Regions from separate parts of the Mus musculus genome. Here region 2 is linked to region 1. The links are chromatin loops, found by intact Hi-C in ENCODE. Cell type or tissue: left cerebral cortex. All regions are shown on one strand. Links, peaks and the distances in the headings refer to the core of each region. The heading gives the core; the rest is flanking DNA.

Region 1 (2,806 bases), core at 161-2,660:
AGATTATGGCCCATTACATCATTGCATAGTCTATTCAGTATTATATAGTTTACACATTACTAGGTGTGCACAAAAGAGTATTGAAATGTGTGCACTTCATGACTGATGCAGCACACAGCAGTCACAGCTGTGCTTGCAGTGTAAGGCAACTACTTTTCTAGAGTTCTTGTGTTTGCCATGTGATGGATTGCCTCAGGTTTAGGATACATAGAACAATTTCTCACTGATTTCACATCTCTTAAAAGTTTGCTCACAGTACCCTACCTTGAGAGCATCTAATCCTAAGAATGCTTCTTTCTGTTTCCCTGCTTATACATAAGCCTGCTTAGCTAGCATGCTATATAGCACATACTTACAAGGTTTTTAACTTTAGATATATTTTAACTCAAAGAAGCAAGCTGAGAAAGAATACAAATATTAAATCCAATAATAAGAATGTTAAAGTCAAATAAGAAAACCCAAGAAATATACTCAGGCTTTTAGAGCTAGACATGAAACATAGAGACATAAAATTTCGGTATTCTGTTAAGTGACTTTATTGCTCATAAAAGGTGTCTTAGCCGTGGGGAATGATGCTCTCCACTTACAAGAGAGAGGGAGAGCAGTCTCAATGTCCTGTGAGTGTGTGAGAGCTATTTGGACAGACTTACTGGATGTCATGAACAAAGGGACTAGGGATGAGGATGGTCATGTCATATGTAGTGTCTGTTGATGCTTTATCGCTGTGCTTCCTGCTTCTTCCAGTACTGTGCTGTGCATATTTGTCTTATAAGCTTCTCATAGAAAACTTTCAGTCTGTTAAAGGCCTGCATTTAGAAAAGCTACCATGGTTTTGAATAAACTCTAGGATGAGCTGATGGTGATGAATGTTGATCAGAAGTACTGGGTCATGCCTTTGAACTAGGTAATGATAATAATAAATTGTATTTGAAGTGTCTGTTTTTTGTGTGTACTGAAGTTTGCTCTTGACCATGTCAACAACAGTTTTATTTCAGTCTTAATTTAAGAGTAACCAAAATGGATCCTTTTCAAGAGGACTTTGGATAAAACTCTTTCTCTTTATCTCTTCCCTTCCCCATGTATGTGTGTTTTACCCTTGATGGTGGTGGTGGTGGTGGTAGTGCTGGTGGTGGTGATGACTCTAGTCACAGGCAGTCTCGTTTTTCAAAAGCATGTCTGAGCTGAAGCTATATGATACTCAAAGTGATTACTGGTGACTTGAGGCCCTGTAGAGTCTGAACATGACTTTTGTCAGTTTCATTCTAGGTCTGTCAGCTTGTTAGGTCATACAGGATGTGATAGTAAGGACCAACCTGGGGCTGATTATAATACAATGAGATTGGAGAAGGGCTATCCATTTCTCAGTGCATTTTTGTGTCACTATCTAGGTTATAACGGCTACCTAGGTATCAAAGTATTACGGGAATTGAGTTAGTCATCAGAGCTGCTCCAGGAGCATGAACTCAAAGCAAAGTGAATTCTGAACCTCTAGGGAGATTTCCTCCAGACTGGGAAAAAAGGAATCCTTCAGTGTCTCGGTACACTCTCTATCTGTTGTGCAACATGGTTGCCTAGTCGAGCTGGATCAGAGCCCACACCCTCCTAAGCTTCAGTTCTTATTTAGGATCACATGGTTTCTGTTCTGTTATCACAAAGGTTACTTAAAACAATTTCCCAGCTTAGAGGATTTTAAGCTTGGCTCAGCTCTAAGGATGTATTGATTGGATATTAGCGTGGCAGTACCACTCTCTCTCAGCCCTGTGCCTTTTTACACCGACTTGTCAGGACACTTTGCAGGTCTCTTTACCTGTCTGGACATCTCATAGCTGAGCCCAAAATGCTTCTCCCAGTGCCTATAAAAATTAGGCTCTCAGTCCTTTCTCTCCCCCCCCCCCCCTATTTAAAATACTTATTTTATATTCTGTGTATCGATGTTTGTTTGCATGTATGTCGTGCACCATATATATGCCTGGGTGCCGAGGGAGGCCAGAGAGGGTGTCATATCACCTGGAACTGGAGCTATAGCCCATTGTGAGTTACCATGTGTGTGTTAGGAATTGATTCCAGTCTCTCTGGAAGAGCAGCCAGTTTTCATAACCCCTGAACTCTCTCTCCAACCCCTTCTGGTTTATCTTGTGCCAGTTCTTTTGAGATATAATTTACCTTATAAAAGTAACCCCCTCCATTTTTGTAAATGCTGGCGGTTGAACTTTGCTGAGTGTGCACTGTCCAAAATGCCCCTCCAGCCCCAAGGCTGCCATCTTAAAAGGTATAACTTAGCCTAGGGATTGCAGGTAGCTCAATGGCAGCACCTGCCTATCATGCCAAGATCCTGAGTTGAGTCCTCAGCAGTACAAAGCAAAGCAGAACTCCGAGGCTTTTCTACTATAAGCACTAGTTAATTTAAGAATATTATTATCACTCAGTAGAAACTTTCTGCCCATTAGAAAACACTTTCCTGTACTGTCTCTACATTCCCACCATGTACCTGTCTAGACATTCCTTACAAATGAGCTTGTACAGTCTGGTCCTTCTGGCTGGCTTCGCTCACTTAGCATAAAGATTCAAGATCTTTCTGCTGAAGCTTGCAGATGCCAGACTTCATTTGTTTCTGTGCCTGAGGTATATTGTCATGTGGATGCACCATGCTTTACCCGTCAATTAGAGAACATTTGAATTGTTTTTACTTTCTGCCTTGTGAATAAAATTGCTACCAACATTTGTTTCTAAATTTTCCATGAATGCAGAGAAGAGAGGTTTTAGCAAACCCCAGAGTTATTTGTTCTATAAATGGGCAATTCTCATT
Region 2 (2,806 bases), core at 79-2,578, 380 kb after region 1:
CGGCCCTAAAGTTCTTGTTTATAATTTTATGTGTATGAGTGTTTTGCCTGAATGTATGTTAAATGTACCATGTGATGCAGCACCTGAGGAGGACAGAAAATGGTGTCACGTGGAACTGAAGATGGTTGTGAGTGCCTGGTTTGGGTATTGGGAAGCAAACTGGGATCCAATGGAAGAGCAAAGTATTCTTAACAGCAAGACTTCTCTCCAGCCCCTAGCGGTCTGATTGGTAATCATCAGAAACTGATCAATATTTTTTATAAAAATGTAGATGATTCATCAAACCAAGCTTGGACCTGCCTCCAGCTGCCTCTCTTGCACATCTGACTTCTGGACCCAGAACCCAGGCACACACTGGGATCACACCCAGTTCTCTGAGTTAGCAGCCTCTGCAGAGTCTACTTGGTGCTTCCGACCAGGTCACCATATGACTTCTGCTCACGAAGCCTTGCCACTCCAGATTCGTCTCTGCCAGTTGCCATTACAGGATACCAAGAGCCAGGGGCTTCCACAGGAAAGCTCCATCCTTCACCATCCTGTAAGTTTCGAGTCCAAGGCACCTAGCTGGTTGGGTTTCCTCATAGCTCACTGACCCTGCCTAGTCTGCCTAGTCTGCCTAGTCCTGGGACTATCTCTTTGTCCTCACCCTTTTTCTCATTAGGACCCCAGTCAGATTGGCCCACCCCACAATGTCATTTTAACTTAATTACTTCTTTAAGTCTTATCCCCAAACACAGCCACCGCCTGTAGTTCTGCAAGCTAGGATGTCTGTGTATAGATTTCAAGACAGATGTGGGCCAGCCTCCAACATCAGCCACCTCACTTAGCCCGGCCCCAGTTCCTCTCAGGAGAGGACAGTTTTTCCTATGGAATTTGCAGAGACGAATGCTTCCTGAAGACCTAAGACTAAATCACTCTCTCCTTAAACTTGAGCAGGTGAACTGGTCTCTGTTGTTGGGTTTGGTTGTGAAGTTCCTCCAGTCCCCAATGCTCATGTGTTAAAGAATCAATCCCCAGAGGGTGGCACTATTGAGCAGTGACTAAATCACAAGAGTCTCAACCACATCCAGGGATTAATCCATTGAGGGGTTCACAGATGAATGGGCTATTTGGACGCAGAGTCTAAAAGAGGAAGTGACTCATCTGAAGATCTTCCTGGAAGATCCTTCCTGTCTGTTTTAAGGAAATGGGCAGCTTTCCTTGGCCACGTCCTCCGACCATGAAATCTCCACTAACACTTGTGGCAGATTCTCCCACCCTTTGGGGATGTAACACGTACATACTGTTTAGAAAAGGAAAAACTTCTCTATGAACATGATCTGCTCCCATCCTTTCCAGGGGCTTATTGCATCCATTTGTTAAGCAGATGGTGGTTGACGATACACACAAAGAGCAAACACATTTAAATTTTCTTTATTAAATCGAGGTAGGAAGATCATCTTGAGATGATTAAATTAAAGACCTTAAATAACTCATTCTGTAGGAAACTTACGGCCAAGCTGCAGGGCTATTTATTCAGTGACAAAAGAAATCACGGAGTCACAGGAAATGGAAGAGTCTAATTTTCCTTAGCAACAAAGACACAAGGATGCCCACAGACAGCCCGCAGTAAGCCACACACTGCCATGAGACTTAAAAGTGTATTCACAGGAGACAGATGTGGTACATCCACTCCAGTAGTGACAAGCGCAACAGGCCCCAAAAACCTGGGCGCTGTCCCGAGGTAAAAAGTTCATGGAAACTTAGTCTCCTGGAATCGTGGCATCCGGTATAACGAATGCTCCAATGTCCTTGCTTTAGTTGGCAAATGGATCTGTGTGCTTTCCCTTAATATTGCTTTATTTTAAGTGCCTCTATTTGACATATAGCTAAGTTAGATCCTAGGCAGTCCTTGATCCGACCCTGGGCATGTATAGCTAAGTCACTGCCCTACACAGAAATTTACCATTATCTAGGAAGAAGGAAGTTTGTGATCTAAGGAGGAACCAGATTAGATATTTAGAACTATAGATAACTGAGTTACACCCATACACAAGTATTTACAATGGCCTAGGGAGAAGGTGGACTATACAATAGACTAGAATAGGATCTATGGCAAGGGCACAAAGCCCTTGTCCCTGGCTTCTAAGATTAAGTGGACCTTAGGTGGGGCTGTTTTTGATCTCAGTTGTTTAACATTGAATTTTATCCCAGTTGGTTACTGCCAGTCCTTCCATGTTGCATTCCTCTGTTTTATGTAAGAATCCAGTAACTTCCCTATTTTCTTCTGTATAAAAAGTTTGATGCTTGATTTGACAAATTACATTCAGATCCACACTCCCTTGTGTCAAATCTGTATGTCACCCCAATTCCTGCCCGACTCTATGCCCATCTGCCAGAACCCCTGATTCCCATAGATTGAGGGGGGCTGATTAGGCCTGGTCCCTGGCACAGATGTGCCTGAATTTGGGGTACTTAGCACCTCCTTAGGTTACACCCAAGGAGAACATTACCTGTGATGTCCACACACCTATCCCGTCCCGCGGGATTCAGTTATTCATGGGTGCAAGGGGGACCACAAACCTGGAAGGAAATGGGAGGAAGGGAAGGAGAGGCAGGAGACCAAGTAGATTGTACCTATCAAGGTCTCATTTATTAGGCTGAGATGCCTTGTTTTAAAACATACATCATGGAGAATAGGGAGGGGTTGAGGGGGAATTTTACAAAGAACAAAGAAGTGGGCATCTGTTGACATGAGGGCCGAAGTCAGGCTCCAGGGGGCGTGCACTCTGCATCTTATCTCTGGAACATAGATCCTCCTTGATAG

The links. Peaks named below come from ENCODE experiments on the same cell type or tissue, not always from the same donor. Only the 100,000 strongest peaks of a DNase experiment are listed, where the experiment ranks them.
Region 2: a loop joins it to region 1, with 4 times the contacts of the local background. A loop is called at or near these places in 4 of 42 quality-filtered maps.

The regions. Positions count from the first base shown.
Region 1 is chr14:18,888,565-18,891,370 of GRCm38, reverse strand. All of the region lies in intron 1 of Ube2e2 (ubiquitin-conjugating enzyme E2E 2), which reads left to right. Among named protein-coding and RNA genes, the nearest start is that of Ube2e2, 3.8 kb to the left of the region's middle. In left cerebral cortex, for the core only: no CTCF peak of the experiment used is centred there; DNase peaks (open chromatin) are centred at 1,594 and 2,598.
Region 2 is chr14:18,504,613-18,507,418 of GRCm38, reverse strand. The region is part of intron 1 of Gm32587 (a long non-coding RNA gene); the gene reads right to left. It overlaps Gm38620 (a long non-coding RNA gene), which reads right to left. Exons shown (of 3, transcript XR_874231.1): 3 at 2,804-2,806. Among named protein-coding and RNA genes, the nearest start is that of Gm38620, 12 kb to the right of the region's middle. In left cerebral cortex, for the core only: a CTCF peak has its summit at 1,020 (motif pointing right); a DNase peak (open chromatin) is centred at 1,040.